2 separate regions of the Homo sapiens genome follow, and region 1 is linked to region 2. A link is a loop called in an ENCODE intact Hi-C map of the cell type or tissue named here. Cell type or tissue: HepG2. All regions are shown on one strand.

Region 1 (8,000 bases), 200 kb before region 2:
TCTCTCAGTTACTCCTTTCTTTTCCACTGCCTTTGTATGACTTCAGGTCCTCATAATCTCTAGCAAGGCTGTTGTAAAAATTAACGAGATAATGTATGGCACTTCTTAATGAAGTGCTAGGAAAAAAATCTAAAGTATTATTTTTGCTGATACCTTTTTTAGACGTTAAAAGGGTTTACTGATGATTTGTGCCACCTGTTTCCAACACAAAATTCGAAACATTCTATCGTAATCACCCCTCCCTACCTGAGCTCCTGTTTCCCACCACAGCCTATGATAACCAGGACTGCCCAGTTAGTGGGGCGCTCTGACCACATTTGTTCCATACTCAGAACTCCCAGTAACTTCTCAACCAAACACTTCTCGGCCTGGCTGTTTAAAGTGCTTTACAAACAAACATGACCAGGCCTCATCTTGTTTCTTAGCTTCTCTCCTGCTGCTCCCTGAACATCAATTAAACTGGCCTGTTTAGTGTAAGAGAAGCTGGTAGGCAATTTTGGTGATCCAAAAGAAAGGCAACAAGAGAACATGCCATGGAACATGCCATGGTCAGTGTCCTCACACAACTCGTGAAAGACCAGGGTTCAGGTCCGATTGAAGGAGGGGGTTCAGTATAAAAAGCAGTATATTGAGGCCGGGCACGGTGGCTCACGCCTGTAATCCCAACACTCTGGGAGACAAAGGCAGGTGGATTGTTTGAGCTCAGGAGTTCGAGACCAGCCTGGGCAATATGGTGAAACCCTGCCTCTAGCAAAAGTACAAAAACAGCCGGGTGTGGTAGTGCGCATCTGTGGTCCCAGCTACTTGTAAGGCTGAGGTAGGAGGATCACTTGAGCCTGGAAGGCAGAGGGTGCAGTGAGCTAAGATCACATCACTGCACGCCAGGCTGAGCCACAGAGTGAGACCCTGTTTCTAAAAAAAAAGAAGGAAGAAAGCAGTATATTGGAGGCAATAAGACTGCCAGGGTTTGAATCTCAACTTTTACTACTCACTAGCTGTGCAACCTAGGGCAAGACACTTTACCTAGCTAAACCTAACTTACCTCCTTGGGAAATGGGGATAATAACTTATAACAGTGTTGTAATTAACATAATACTTATAAAATATTTTTATTGCAGAAGTTTGAAGGAAGATACAATAGCTTATTGTCTAAATCCCTCACCATCCTTGTGCAGAAAGGAGGCACTCAATTACTTGAAGTGAAAAACCATATTTGTAAACTGCAGAAATTATTCTTTTGGCCTCAGGGTTAAGGCCAAAACACCTAAGAACTCTGCTTTCATCATTTACTAGTAACAGTTTCAGGAAGGCATACTATTCTTTCAGATATTTTGAGGCTCTCTAGGAGTTAGGAGAATGAGAAGGAAAGCATTAGCAGGCAAGTACTTACTTGGGCTTTATGGGAGGCAGTCCAGGAGAGTAGAGCCAGGCATTCCAATCAACTTGATTGAGAACATCAACCTATGAATAGTAAGAATTCACAGTTTACAATAGAATGCCCTTTCCTGTCAAAAAAAAATTTAAACTTGTAAGTCCTTAGATATATAATTTTGTCTAATCTGCTATATCAAGATAATTTCTAAATCTTTTTTAAAAATTAATATTTTAAATTGATAGATCATAATTGTGTATACTTATGTGACACAATGCGATGTTTTGATATATGTACTCAATGTGGACTAAGTCAAGCTAATATATCCATTACCTCATCTAACTCTATCTTCTAAAATTTATATTCATCACCATACTATTGATGACTTCTCTGAAATAGGAAAATTCTACAGGTAGTTCATGTGGTTAAGATCACATTTAAAATAGAAAAAATATGCAATGAGAGGTTGAGTCCTAAAGTTCTGAACCAATACTACTATTAGATAATACAAGTTAACCTAATCAGTCAATAAATAGAGATATATCGAGCATGAAAAATAGAAAAGGTTTTTAAATCCAACCTTATCTTTAAAATAGGAATACAGGAAATCCTTCCAGTCATCAGTAGTTATGCTCTTATAGGAAAACTTCTCAACATAAGCTTTTAAGAATCCTAGGAAAATCTCTAAGAGTAAAAAAGAAAAGAAATCAATTCATAGAAAGGTAATTATTTGACATTTTGTGTGCGTGTTTGGCATTGTACTATTAACCACAGAGAACAGAGAACATTCAGAGAATAGGGAAATCTACGAGGACTTTCAGAGTGAAAGAATGTTCAAAAAAGGAGGTGGGACTTAAGTTGGGCCTTGAAGAATATATGTAATTCAGTGGAAGGGAGAAGAGAAATTCTAATTATAGGTAAGGGGATAACACATGAAGACACAGAAAAGGAATGCATAACCCAAGTTCTAAAAGCAATAACCTTCACATGACTAGAAAGGAGAAAAATAAGACTGGACAGGCAGAATGGATCCAGGTGACAGACAGCCTTCCAAGTCAATCAACCAAGGAGAACACCTCAATGTCCATCAGTGGGGGATGGGTACATAACTCAGCATAGCTTTATCATGAACTAGTATGATGGCATTAAAAAGTATGAAACAGATTTATATGTACTGACACAGAAGGGTGTATGTGAAATATCGAGCAAAACAAAACACAAATGCAGAGCCAATATATAGCATGACCCATTTTTTGTAATTAAAATAATTACATGTATTTATTTGTCTGCTTGTTAATTTACACCTAGAAAATGATCTGGAGCCATTTACACCAAACTGCTAACAGTGGTTACCCCTGGGGAGTGGAAAGGGGTTGATGGACTCTCACTTGTTACTCTTATAAACTTCTGTACCATAGAAATGTTTTCAGGGAATACACACTATTATCCTAATTTCAAAAACTGATGAGATTTTTTAAAAAATGAAGCAGCATAATTTAAACCTTAGGGGTTATTAATGGTTTTAAGTTGAGAGGTAACTCAGAAAACAATACAGATTTCTTCAGCAGCTACATCCAGAATGAATTGGAAGTATTAAATGGAACAAAACAATAGTTTACAATTCTTCCTAATTCTCACATTACCCTCAAAAAGAAAAAAAAAATCATAAAATACCAACTACTTACCTGGTCCTCCAAGCAGTTGTTCAAGGTAAAAAAGTAAAGCAAAGCCCTTCTCATAGGGAACTGAAGAATAAGCTACATCAGGGTCTATATCTGTCAGATCAACCACAAGTTTGGTGAAAGGATGTGTCTCCCCAAATGTCTTTACCTGCAAGACATGAAATAACATGGAGAAACATATAGAAAGACTGCTATCACCACGCAAATAAGCTAATAAGGAGGTATTACTTCACTCAGTGGTGTAACTTTAGGGGAATCTAAAACTTGGAGACTGGAACACTAGGATATGTTGGCATAAACTTCTGGAAGTCTATTAATAGAATGCTTACTTAAGTAATATTCTCTGTTGTTTCTTGCTCAATAATACAGGCTTTATTCTTATAAAAAGACTAGAAAAATGATTTAATGCCTGGTCAGCAAATTTGGCTTTCAGGAGACAACACTTAAAAATGACATACCAAATAAGATGCAAACATAGTAAACAGCTATATTAATAGCAAAGACCCAGTGAGGTCCCACAGCTCCCTATTTAGACCAGGTCATCAAAACTACCTTACATAGAACAGTGAACAGTGTGGATCAACACAGTGTTATACCAGCATTGACTTCACTTTCCACACTTGTAAAAATGACTTTTTGGTTGCTACACAGTAAAGACGCTTTTATAAAAACTCAGTTTTTAACACCTATACAACTTTGGATGAAGGTTTTTAAAACTTTGACTCCTTTACCGAATTCTGTAGTTCTCCCCATCCTCCCAGAGCATTAAAATGTCTGAACTTTTCACCAAACAATCGTCCGCAAATGTGGCGTTCCAAGTACACAGTATGTCCCTCATTTAACCTGAAAAAAAAATATTTTAATAAAAACACGGACACAGCTGAGAAGAAAAGACATTTCAATCAAGATATTTTCTTTTTGGCTTTTCTACAGAGGAAAGCAGTTGTAAGGCATGACCACTACAGTCTAAGCCGACTCTGGCTCCCAGGCAGTCAATCCAGAGCAATGGGAAGCCCAGCCCAGCAGATGGCAGCAGGGAAAGTTAAGCCCTGCTTCTGCTCTTGCATGTCCCTATGTTAAAAGTGGGAGTATATCAGGAATTAAACTTAACACCTAGACTGAACCTAACACTCCTAACGCTGTAATAAGTGTTACAGAATTTTTAAGAACTATCCTTGTTGGCCGGGCATGGTGGCCCACGCCTGTAATCCTAGCACTTTGGGAGGCCGAGGCGGGAGAATTATCTGAGGTCAGGAGTTCAAGACCAGCCTGGCCAACATGGTGAAACCCCGTCTCTACTAAAAATACAAAAATGAGCTGAGCATGGTGGCGTGCACCTGTAGTCCCAGATACTCGGGAGGCTAAGGCACAAGAATTGCTTGAACTGAGAGGCAGAGAGATCACACTACTGCACACCAGCCTGGGCGACAGAGTGAGACTCCATCTCAAAAAAAAAAAAAAAAAAAAAATCCTTGTTGGCTGGGCGTGGCGGCTTATGCCTATAATCTCAGCACTTTGGGAGGCCGAGGTGGGCGGATCACTTGAGCTCAGGAGTTTGAGACCAGTCTGGGCGACATGGTGAAATCCCATCTCTATAAAAAATACAAAAATTAGCCAGGCATAGTGGCATGCGCCTTTAGTCTCAGCCACTTTGGAGGCTGAGGAGGGAGGATTGCAACCCTGGAGTTGCAGTTAGCAGAGATTGCACCACTGCACTACAGCCTGGGCCACAGAGTGAGACCTTGTCTCCAATTAAAAAAAAAAAATAGCTGGGCATGGTGGCTCACACCTGTAATCCTAGCACTTTGGGAGGCCAAGGTGGGTGGATTGCCTGAGCTCAGGAGTTCGAGACCAGCCTGGGCAACACGGTGAAACCCCATCTCTACTAAAATACAAAAAATTAGCTGGGCGTGGTGGCGCATGCCTGTAATCCCAGCTACTCGGGAGGCTGAGACAGAAGAATCACTTGAACCTGGGAGGCAGAGCTTGCAGTGAGCTAGATCGCACCACTGCACTCTAGCCTGAGTGACAGAGTGAGACTCCATGTCAAAAAAAAAAAAAATCCTTGCCTACCTAAGAGATGATAACAAAGAAAAACAAGAGATACACACAAAACAATTCAGAGTGGTAGGAGGCAGGGAAAAAAAAATCAGCAACATGAACCAATAAAGAAATAATAACAAAAATCTTACCAAAAGTGATCCCAAGTTTTGTTGGTCACTAGATTCCCTGTCCAGCTATGAGATATTTCATGTGCAATGACCTAAAGAAAACAGTGTGATTAATAGTAAGACTGATTATCTTAACCTAAAATAACCCATTCTACTGTAAACACTCCATGTTATTCAATTTTTAAAAAATATTAGCTGAGATATTCAGGGAGTTACTCAGTTCAGCAAAATCTTTAATTTAACCAAAGACATACACACACACACAAATATGGCATAAAGTAATTAGAAAACAAAAATTACTTAGAAAATATTAAATAGATATATCACTGCATTAAAAATATTTCATAAATATATGAAGAGATCAAACCATAAAATTTCCTTAAATCTATTACATCTAATTGTTAATAATGTGAGAAGAGTCCCCAAATTGTCCATTATAACCATATCTTTAACATAAAAATACAAGGGATATTTTAAAATCAGTTGACGTAATACTTCTTGAAGGTAAGGCCATAATGAAAAAGTTTAACTTACATTGGAGAGTGACTTGTCGCCTGCCTACAAAAAAAGAAAATTACCTTAGTATTTTAGTAATCGAATTACAGACTATCTAAAAGACTGCCTACCTAAATACTTAGCATACTGGCACTGGTGATCCACTGTATTTCTACTACAGCACTTCAAAGAAGGTAAAAGAGACCTTAATTGAAAAAACAAAAAAAATACAGAACTAAAAATTAGCATCATTCTTTCTTGCCCTAATTCTAGGGAATTTTTGCAATACAATGAAAGCCAGTCTATTTGTGTCTAACTTCCATGAAACATTTCTTCTACTTCCATTTTTATATCTGCTCTTATTTACCCATCACTTTCTTTCTCTCCTATTACCCAAAATATATTTAATAAAACTTTAGAGTGTCCTATGTGTCCTGTGCTGTATTTTATTTATTTTATTGCTAATCCATCACTCATTTTGGTTCTAAGAAGAATTTAAAGTAGCTCACAGGCATATTAAACATAGCAGCGTTCTATGGCCCTAATCCTTTCCTGTACATGGTGTACTGATTTTTTTTTTAATTGTACCTACACACCAAGTGTAATTGGTATAGTCTGATTGTCTGGATACATAATTTATCAATGAATTGTTGTTACACAGCACCCCCATGCCCAACTCCCCAAATACCGTGAACATAATATTCTCCTTCTCCAAATGGCCTGATTATTTTCCTTTCAAAAACAAGATGGAGGCCTGGTGGGGTGGTTCATGCCTGTAATCCCAGCACTTTGGGAGGCCAAGGCAGGTGGATCACGAGGTCAGAGGATCGAGACTACCCTGGCCAATATAGTGAAACCCCATCTCTACTAAAATTACAAAAATTAGCTGGGCATGGTGGTGTGCACCTATAGTCCCAGCTACTCAAGAGGCTGAGGCAGGAGAATCGCTTGAACCCGGGGGCAGAGGTTGCAGTGAGCTGAGATTGTGCCACTGCACTCCAACCTGGGCAACAGAGCAAGCCTGTGTCTCAAAAAACAACAAAAAAAAAATGAGATTGTGATAACCACAATAAACAATAAAATTAGAAACAAAGGTTACACGAACAAGAGAAAAGATTTTTATACATATATACATTATTAGGACTCTAAGGTTCTTTACATATATATACATATTATTAGGACTCCTAAGGTTCTTAAGTTTATTTTTGAAACGTCAATTTCAAATGAAGAAACATTTACACTTACCAGTAGAGTAGGAGTTACAAAAGTAAGGCAAGGATTCTCCATGCCACCATAAGGGAAGGATGGTGGCAGGACCAATAGGTCATACTGTCCCCATACATACGGTCCTCCCAGATCTTCTGCTATTTTAAGCATAGATTCAGTCTGAAAAATCAACATATATATGTCTGTATGCCTTAATTATCACCATTGTACATTTCTTAAAATTGTATATTGCTTTCTATGAAGGTTACAAGTTAATGATTTTTATGTTAAATGAAAATGATAAAAAGAATGTAGCAACTACACATCTACATAAAAGACAATCTGGTTCTTTCCCCGTATCACTTAAAACCATCACATTTCACACTCAAAATCTTCAATCTACTGTCTATCACAATGATTACAAAGGATAACTAAATGACCAACCTCAGAAAACTCATAAGCAGACTTTTCCACCTGCTCTTTCTCAGACCACACCAAAGTTCTTGGGCCAATTTGCCTGCAAGATTAAAAAGCTTAATAAAAAAGAAATTCATGGCAAATGATTCATCTGGTTCTAAAAAGTAGTTAATGTCTTGTAGACAAACCTTTACAGTGAGAGTGCATTTACCATGTGCCTATGGGAAAGGGATGAGGTTACATGGCGTGAGCTGCAAACCTGCTGTTGTATATGCAGCAATAGATATGCAGCTCTCTAAGGAGGTACAGGCTGGGCCAAAGGAAAAAAACCAAGACATAAGGTGTCCCCAATTAGTTTATTGCCTCTTGTAAGACCTCTTGAGGGTCTCATTTCATCCCTCAATTTCACAACTATAGAAACCCAGTCACAACTCATAAGAAACTATTTTTTTTTTTTTTTTTTTTTTTTGAGACGGAGTCTCGCTCTGTCACCCAGGCTGGAGTGCAGTGGCACGATCTTGGCTCACTGCAAGCTCCACCTCCCAGGTTCACACCATTCTCCTGCCTCAGCCTCCCTAGTAGCTGGGACTACAGGTGCCCGCCACCACGCCCAGCTAATTTTTTCTTTTTTTTGTATTTTTAGTAGAGACAGGGTTT
Region 2 (8,000 bases):
TGTGTGTGTGTGTGTGTGTATCAGTTTTATGTATGTGAATATATTTTAGGTTGAATATATGAGATTGCTGGTATTTAACTAGTTTTGATCTCTAAAAAGAATAATTTCTTACAGTTCAACTTAATAGTTGTGATATTATGAAACAATTTGAAATATATCACAATGTGATATTTATAATGAAATATGATTGTAGCTTATTTTTGTACGTTATTTATCAAAGCCTAGCAAGTTAAAATTCATCAGGCAGCCTTGGACCACTAGTAACCATATTTACCTAAAATAACTTGTGCTTTTCCATTGACCTTAATCACAGGAAATACAAAATAAAAACTTTTCTGTGTCCAGTATTATGAAACAGTCTTTAATTTTCATTGTGGATTTATTAATAGCTTTATTACATCTAATGAATCATTTTTCTGATCCAAATGACTACTGTTTAGGAGAATCTGCTTAGTATTTTTTCCCTGTTGAATTCACAATGTTAATTACTTTGGGGAGGAACAAAAATTCTGAGTTTTCTTGGGCGATAAGAACCTCAGTGTTGTTTCAGAAGGCAGAGTTGGGCTGCAGTACTGAAGGTTAAAACAGAGCTAAAACACAAGACAAAATGAAACCAGAGCTGCAGTGACAAAGTGGGACAGATGTAGGAGGCCAGGTTTCCTGTGGCCCATTTTCCAGTTTCCTGCCTGCAACCTGCAGAAGAAGAGGAAGCTGAATGTTACCAAGTATGAGAACTGCGGGACGTGCTTCAAGCTAGAATTAAGAGAATGCAAACAACACAGGCAACAAAAACAATTGCAAAGAAAGTGAATGTTCAGGTTTTAGTCCAAAAATGTCTGGGAAGGAACAGCCCATCTGTTTAAAGAAAAAGCATTGTCAGCAGAGCTTGTCCTTCCATGTGAGACTCTGAGGGGGCCTAGGGACTGCCTCAGGTTGTAGGAACCTCTGTTTTTTATAGCCCCACTCATCTTTCAAGACATGGTCTGCTGTTTTAATACAGAAGGTTACCTGAAAAGATTTTCCCTGCAATTCCCAGGACTTCTAAATCTGTTTCCTGGGGATGTTGTTATAGGGGGGAGGTGGATGTGGTTAACCAAGCAGCTCTAATGAACGGCAGCCTCAATTTGGGAAGGCCGGGTGACCAGTTGGCTGCTTTGATCTAGGAGGCTTATATTCCTTTAACCACCCAATAAAATTTTTGTCTGATGTTTTCAAAGAAGAGATTAAATGAAGATGTGTGTGTGTTGAAGACTGCATAGTGCACACTCTGTGTGGCTACCGGTGAGCCACGTGGCGGGATACAGGACTCAAAGAAGATCACACTGGAGAAGGGAGTGAGTTCATCTTTCTCGCGGGGGAGGGGGAAGCAAAATAAAATTATTTTTTCTAGGCTCTTTAGCTCATTTTGGAAGAGTCTGTGAAGTCAGATCTTACAATACCCATCTTAGAGAAATCGAGAGCCAAAGAAATTGTGATTCATTACACACCTTTTAATTGAGTACCTATTGTTTGTCAGGGGCTGTGTTGGAAGTGCTGGGTAATGCAAGTGAAATGATGGCTAAAAATAAATAGCTGTTTATGTGTTGTGGAAGGCTTCATATAAGGCATATACGAAGGGGGCATAGAAACCTTGTTGAAGGTTTAAAACATATATAAGCCTTTGGCGCAGTGCCATGCTTTTTCCACACACCATCTCATTTAAATTGCCTTGCTGCTTTGTGCTACAGAGAAATAGGGTGTGCTTCTGGGACAATCAGTTATTTCTTTACCCTGCAGATTGACCACCTCTTCTTCTCTAAGCCCAGAAAGAACAAACTCTATCCCAGGAATCTTAAAAAGTTTTGGACTGTTAGGGATCAAGAGGTACCCACACGAGGCAGCCTTGGATGGAAATAGGCCCTTTTCTGTCTTACTGTGGGCCCGCTCTGAAAATGTAGGATAACATAGGGCTGGGTTGTATGGTGGTTATTAGGGTGGGGTGCGGTGAATTCTGTGGGAAAAAGTCGAATGGTTGTAAGACATTTTCTCAGCCAGTGTTAACGAAGCCATCATTTACTACTCACCCATATAAAAGTCACTGACAAACCAATTGAGTTACTTCTAATTTAGCCAGAGACAGCATAGTTCCAGAAGGAAAGAGGGGTGTTCCTACACACAGTAAATTGCATATGTTGTTATTTCAGTGGTTGTCAGTGATTTCCTCTGAAAAATCTCTCTTTTTTTTTGTTTTGTTTTTGAGACAGGTTCATGCTCTGTTGCCCAGGCTGGGGTGCAGTGATGTGATCACAGCTCACTGCAGCCTCAAACTCCTGGGCTTAAGTGATCCTCCTGCCTCAGCTCCCCAAGTAGCTGGGACTACAGGTATGTGTCACCACATCCAGCTAACTTTTGTGTTTTTTGTGGGGATGGGGGTCTCGTGTTGCCCAGGCTGGTCTTGAACTCCTAGGCACAAACTGTCCTCCCTCCTCGGTCTCCCAAAGTGCTGGGATTACAGACATGTAATCCGTTCATTAAAAACCCAGTAATCCTTGCATTGTGCTAGATATTACATTGTGCTAGATATAACATGTACAGGCATGTAATCCCAGCAACCTTTCTCTTTCCCAAGATGGAAGAGTTATTTAAAAAACATTGCAGACTGGGCCAGACACGGTGGCTCACGCTTATAATCCCAGCACTTTGGGAGGCCGAGGTGGGTGGATCACCTGAGGTCAGGAGTTTGAGACCACCCTGGCGAACATGCTGAAACCCTGTCTCTACTAAAAATACAAAAATGAGCCGGAGGCAGTGGTGTGCGCCTGTAGTCCCAGCTACTCGGGAGGCTGAGGCACGAGAATCACTTGAACCTGGGAGGCGGAGCTTGCAGTGAACCGAGATCACACCACTGTGCTCCAGCCTGGGCGACAGAGCAAGACTCTGTCTCAAAAAACAAAACAAAACAAACAAACAAAAAAAAAAACAGCAAAAACCATTGCAGACTGTAAAGAGTAAGTAAATAGGTGAGCAATACCTACTTTTGTTTACCTTTTTTAAAATGAACAATTTGTAGATATTCACAGAATGCAAATACTTGTTAATAAATGAAAAGCTTGGGAGACATGAAGTTGGCCTCATGCCTTTTTTATACACAGTGATAATGATCAAAATAATTTAAATGTCCTTTGAAAATAAATTTAATAGTCTTCCAACTCACAGAAATAATAAAAAACTTCAGAACTTGTATAAGTTTTTTTTTCAAATATTATCCTTATTTACTTAATACCTTACACTTACTCTGTGCTGAGTTATTGCAGATCCCTAATAATATAAAATGTTGTCTTCCAGTTCTTTGACTGAGGTACAGGGTTCATTTTCTATAATGAAATGGCTACTACCCTTTGTCTTAGACAATGATAGTATCATGACATGGAAATGCATAGCAGATACTGGCAGAGGAGTTGAACTCAGCAGAATTTTCAGTAAGAAGTGTTCAAATCCATCTTCATTTCTCTAACCATGCAAAATTTAACAAACGAAAAAAGACATGGGTACCTCATGAGCACCTATTTTGTTTATTCCTTACCCAGAAGTTTTTCTCCTTTTCTTGGGCTCTCATTGCCTTTTTTTTTTTTTTAAGTTGCCTCGTTTCTTATTTCCCACCACATAGAAGCTTAAGAAAATCAAAGCTAATTCTGCCCCCTCAACTCCCACCTCAGTAAAAATGAAACAAGGAACATGCAAAGGGAAGTGCTAGGTTGCCATCAGTAGAAAGAAGAACAAATAAGTGGGCATTTCGACTTCTAAGAATGGAGGCAAAAACCTCATACTTTGCATAAGGGGTCTGTGCGGCCCTTGCTCACATTAAGACGTCGGGCGCCACCTTGTGGCCGACAGGAAGGAGGTCAGCTTCCAAGAAGAGGCCAGTAGCTTTTCGGTGACAGAGGCAGGAGGCAGCTGGGACACCTGAAGCTGGGATCGTGTCATGTGACCTGACAGCTCTCACGTAGGCGGAGGCGGGCACAGCGTAATGAGAATGATCAATATTTCTGTCAATAGCATCTTTCTTTTTGAGGCTCCGTCGGATTAAAGAATGAATCAAAGTTAAATAAAAACATGGGAAAGACTAAAGAGGGACATAAAACCTTTTTTTTTTTTTTTTTTTTTAAAGAGAGATGGTCTCGCTCTGTCACCCAGGCTGGAGTGCAGTGGTGCAATCACAGCTCACTGCAGCCTCTACTTCCCAGGCTTAGGCGATCCTCTCACCCCAGCCTCTTGAGTAGCTGGGTGGACAGGCGCGGACCACCAGACACAGCTAATTTTTGTATTTTTTGTAGAGATGGGGTCTTACTCTTGCCCAGGCTGGTCTCGAATTCCTGGGCTCAAGCGATCCACCCACCTCGGCCTCCCAAAGTGCCAGGATTACAGGCGTGAGCTATCACGCCTAGCCTCAAAACTGTTTTCATAACTGCATTCTTTAAGTGCAAAAAGCTGAAAACAGAATAAGGGCAGAAAATAATCACTCAGAGTCTGCAAAAATGTCCCTCCCCTCTGTGCCAGAGGTCAAGCGTTTTACTCTCGGCCTCTCTACTCTGTGTCTTTTGCCCTGACCAGCCCGTGAATGCCCTCCTGTAGGGCCCCATCTGCAGCGGCTATGAGCGGTGTTGTCATCATTGTCCCTTGGCTTGTCATTTAGAACATCTTTCTTTCTTCGCTATCTGACCCAACAGCTCTCATGTACTTGACTCTCCTTCCTGCTCCAGAGAAACCACATAGATGGGAGCCGAATGTACCCCAGGGAAGGAGAGAGCCCCAGGGACCCTCTTTGCTGAGGTCACACAGCTTGGAGGCCTCAGGGTCAGCATTTAAACCAGTGTTTGTTAAGCTGGAGTCGGAGAATCAGTGCCCTAGCATCTGAGTTTTCTGCAAGCATTTACGATTTTTTGTGCTTTCATATTTGATGATAGACTACAAAACAGAAGCATACTCCAAGTCACCTTATAAACCACAGTCGCCATGTGGCTGAAGAGTCTCCCTGGATTTCAGTGCCTGTGTGGGGCTCATTGCCTAATGGACAAAGAGCCCAGGTGGGTGCTGTAGCTACACAATGCCTTCTAGCCTGGTGAAGGCCATGTGACTCCACAGCAAGCTCTGTGAGGAGGATTCCCTGTAGCTTAAAAGGTAATTGTAGTTAACATTTAAATAGCACTTACTTTGCCCCAGGTGTAGTTTAAGTGCATTATTAGTAACTTCTGTAACTCTTACAACAACCCTGTATGATATGATACTTTTATCATATCAGTCCCATTTTACCTATGAGGATACTGAGGCACAGAAAGGTTAAGTAACTTCCCCAAAGTCCCACAACCAGACAGGACGAGTCTTTGCTGTTGAACCCAGAGAGTCAGGTGCCAGAATCTGCGCTTACCTTCCAAATAGACAAAAGTGCTTCACTAGCACCTGCTTTGAGTTATAGAAAATAGCTAAACAGCTGGATGCGATGGCTCATGCCTGTAATCCCAGCACTTTGAGAGGCTGAGGCAGGAGAGTTGCTTCAGGCCAGGAGTTGGAGACTCCTGAGCAACATACAGAGATGGTCTCCACAAAAAATTAAGAAATGAGCAGGGCGTGGTGGCACATACCTGTAGCCCAAGCTACTTGGGAGCTAGAGATGGGAGGATTGTTTGACCCCAGGAGGCTGAGGCTGCAGTGAGCCAAGATCGTGCCACTGCACTCCAGCCTGGCTGACAGAGTGAGACCTAGTCGAAAAGAAAAGAATTATGCTTCAGTGAAAAACTGCATTCTTGACTCTAGAGAAGACTCCCTCCGGATGATGTGATTCTGATTTTTTGGAAGGTATTTTACAACGTTGTTGACTATAGGTAACTGATCATGAAATAATTCTCGTCTATAGACAGCCAAATTCTGTCTTACAGAGTGCCATTGACTCCCACCCCTAGTTTTGCCTCCATTTAAGCATTTATTTCAATGTTCTTCTTCTATAAATGCCTCTATTATTCAGATGCTTTTTTGAACTCATTATAACGTCTGCCTGGTTCCCTACTGAATTATGAGTGAAATAAAATCTCGAACGTGTTCATTTTGATATCTGTATGAGAGCCATGATTTAACCCTCTTTTGAAAATTATTTTTTAACAAACCAATTCCTCAGCTGGGCACAGTGGCTCACACCTGTAATCCCAGCACTTTGGGAGGCCGAGGCGGGCAGATCACCTGAGGTCAGGAGATCGAGACCATCTTGGCCAACATGGTGAAACCCTGTCTCCACTAAAAATACAAAAAAATTAGCTGGGCGTGGTGGTGCGCACCTGTGGTCCCAGCTACTTGGAAGGCTGAGGCAGGAGAATCGCTTGAACCCGGGAGGCAGAGGTTGCAGTGAGCCGAGATCGCACCACTGCACTCCAGCCTGAGGGACAAAGAGAGACGCCGTCTCAAAAAAAAAAAAAAAAAAAATCATTTGTCAACACTGAGAACGAAAATCACTTTTCCTCCTCCTCCTTTAAAGGAGGTATGCATATGATTCACGTTTGACAAGCTGCTCTAAATCATCTAACTTCACTCTACCATGGCAGATCACAGCTCTGCATTACAAAGGGAAAGGAGTTGGGGCAAGTAACAGGTGGTTTTGCCCTCTGGAGTAGGAGTGGGTGGACCTCAGCCCCCTGTGACCATGGTCCTGGTCAGTGCTGGTAGAAATGGTGAGAGACCAGCCAGAGACGGGAAGGCCCTGCAGGCTGCAAGGTTGAGGTGAGGTCAGAGGAATCCAGAAAGTATCAGATGTGAAGGGGGCACCTCTTCCTGTAAGAGCAGCAATGCCTTTAAAAGCAGACTGATGGGCCTCAGTATGAAAGCACAGAGTTCGATTCTGCAAAAAGAATGGCATTAAAATACCTGATAAAATTTTGTACATTCAAAATAAGGTCTGATAAGGACGGGAATAATAGACTGGGGACTCCAAAAGTGGGGAGAGAGGGAGGGAGTGAGGGCTGCCAGATTACCTGTTGGGTGCAGTGTTCGCTATTTGGGTGGTGGGTATGCTAGAAGCCCAATCCCCGCCATTATGCAGTATACCCATGTAACAAACATGCATGTATACCCCCTGAATCTTAAAAAAGTGGGGGTCTAGGCAGGGGAAAGATAAGCATTTTTTTTTTTTTTTTTTGAGACAGAGTCTCGCTCTGTCACCTAGGCTGGAGTGTAGTGGCGCGATCTTGCCTCACTGCAAGCTCCACCTCCTGGGTTCACGCCATTCTCCTGCCTTAGCCTCCCGAGTAGCTGGGACCACAGGCGCCCGCCACCACGCCTGGCTAATTTTTTGTATTTTTAGTAGAGACAGGGTTTCACTGTGTTAGCCGGGATGGTCTCGATCTCCTGACCTTGTGATCCGCCCGCCTCGGCCTCGCAAAGTGCTGGGATTACAGGCGTGAGCCACCGCGCCCGGCCAAGATAAGCATTTTCTCATTAGATAAAGGGAATTTTAAAAAAAAGATTTCTAGCATGCCTTTTATGTGTTCTACATTTTTGAAGCTCAGAGTGGTGGGAAATCAGCTAAGTAAAGTTAGGCAGATGAAACATTTTAACTTAGAGCAGGCCTCCATGTGCATAATAATCTATCAAACATAAATCTCAAGTACCACCACTTTTTCAATTGTTGATTTAATAAAAGCCACAGTGTACTGTCTGAATTACTCACATTCCTTAAAGTGGCATCCAGATAAATGGGCTTTATTGTACCTGCCTGTTAAGACATTGGACTTCATTAAGGATTCTAGGTATCAAGGAATTAATTTAGAAAAAAAAATCGTTTAAATTTTTTTTCCGGTGAGAGAGATACTCATATAGATGAGTTTACGAAAATCTGTAGTGTTAGCGGTTATTGGAAGGGCGTACCTCCCAGCATGATGGTACAAAGTCTGTGTTTTCCAACACCCCAGAGGGCAAAATTTCCAACTGGCAGAGGCGCAGTGGAATGTACAGTGTGATTGTATGTGAAAATAGTTGTG

What was found. Hi-C counts contacts between places; a loop is a spot of excess contacts. Peaks named below come from ENCODE experiments on the same cell type or tissue, not always from the same donor. Only the 100,000 strongest peaks of a DNase experiment are listed, where the experiment ranks them.
Region 1: it touches region 2 in a loop (6-fold over the local background); 2 of 110 quality-filtered maps call a loop at or near these places.

Annotation. Positions count from the first base shown.
Region 1 is chr12:96,011,798-96,019,797 of GRCh38, forward strand. It overlaps LTA4H (leukotriene A4 hydrolase), which reads right to left. Exons shown (of 19, transcript NM_000895.3): 7 at 7,371-7,443; 8 at 6,966-7,106; 9 at 5,760-5,783; 10 at 5,247-5,317; 11 at 3,786-3,897; 12 at 3,058-3,202; 13 at 1,953-2,056; 14 at 1,391-1,461. Among named protein-coding and RNA genes, the nearest start is that of HAL, 19 kb to the left of the region's middle. In HepG2, a CTCF peak has its summit at 4,077 (motif pointing right); no DNase peak of the experiment used is centred here.
Region 2 is chr12:96,211,508-96,219,507 of GRCh38, forward strand. The region is part of intron 1 of ELK3 (ETS transcription factor ELK3); the gene reads left to right. Among named protein-coding and RNA genes, the nearest start is that of ELK3, 21 kb to the left of the region's middle. In HepG2, a CTCF peak has its summit at 3,862 (motif pointing left); DNase peaks (open chromatin) are centred at 3,894, 4,596 and 7,954; H3K4me3 peaks cover 507 bases.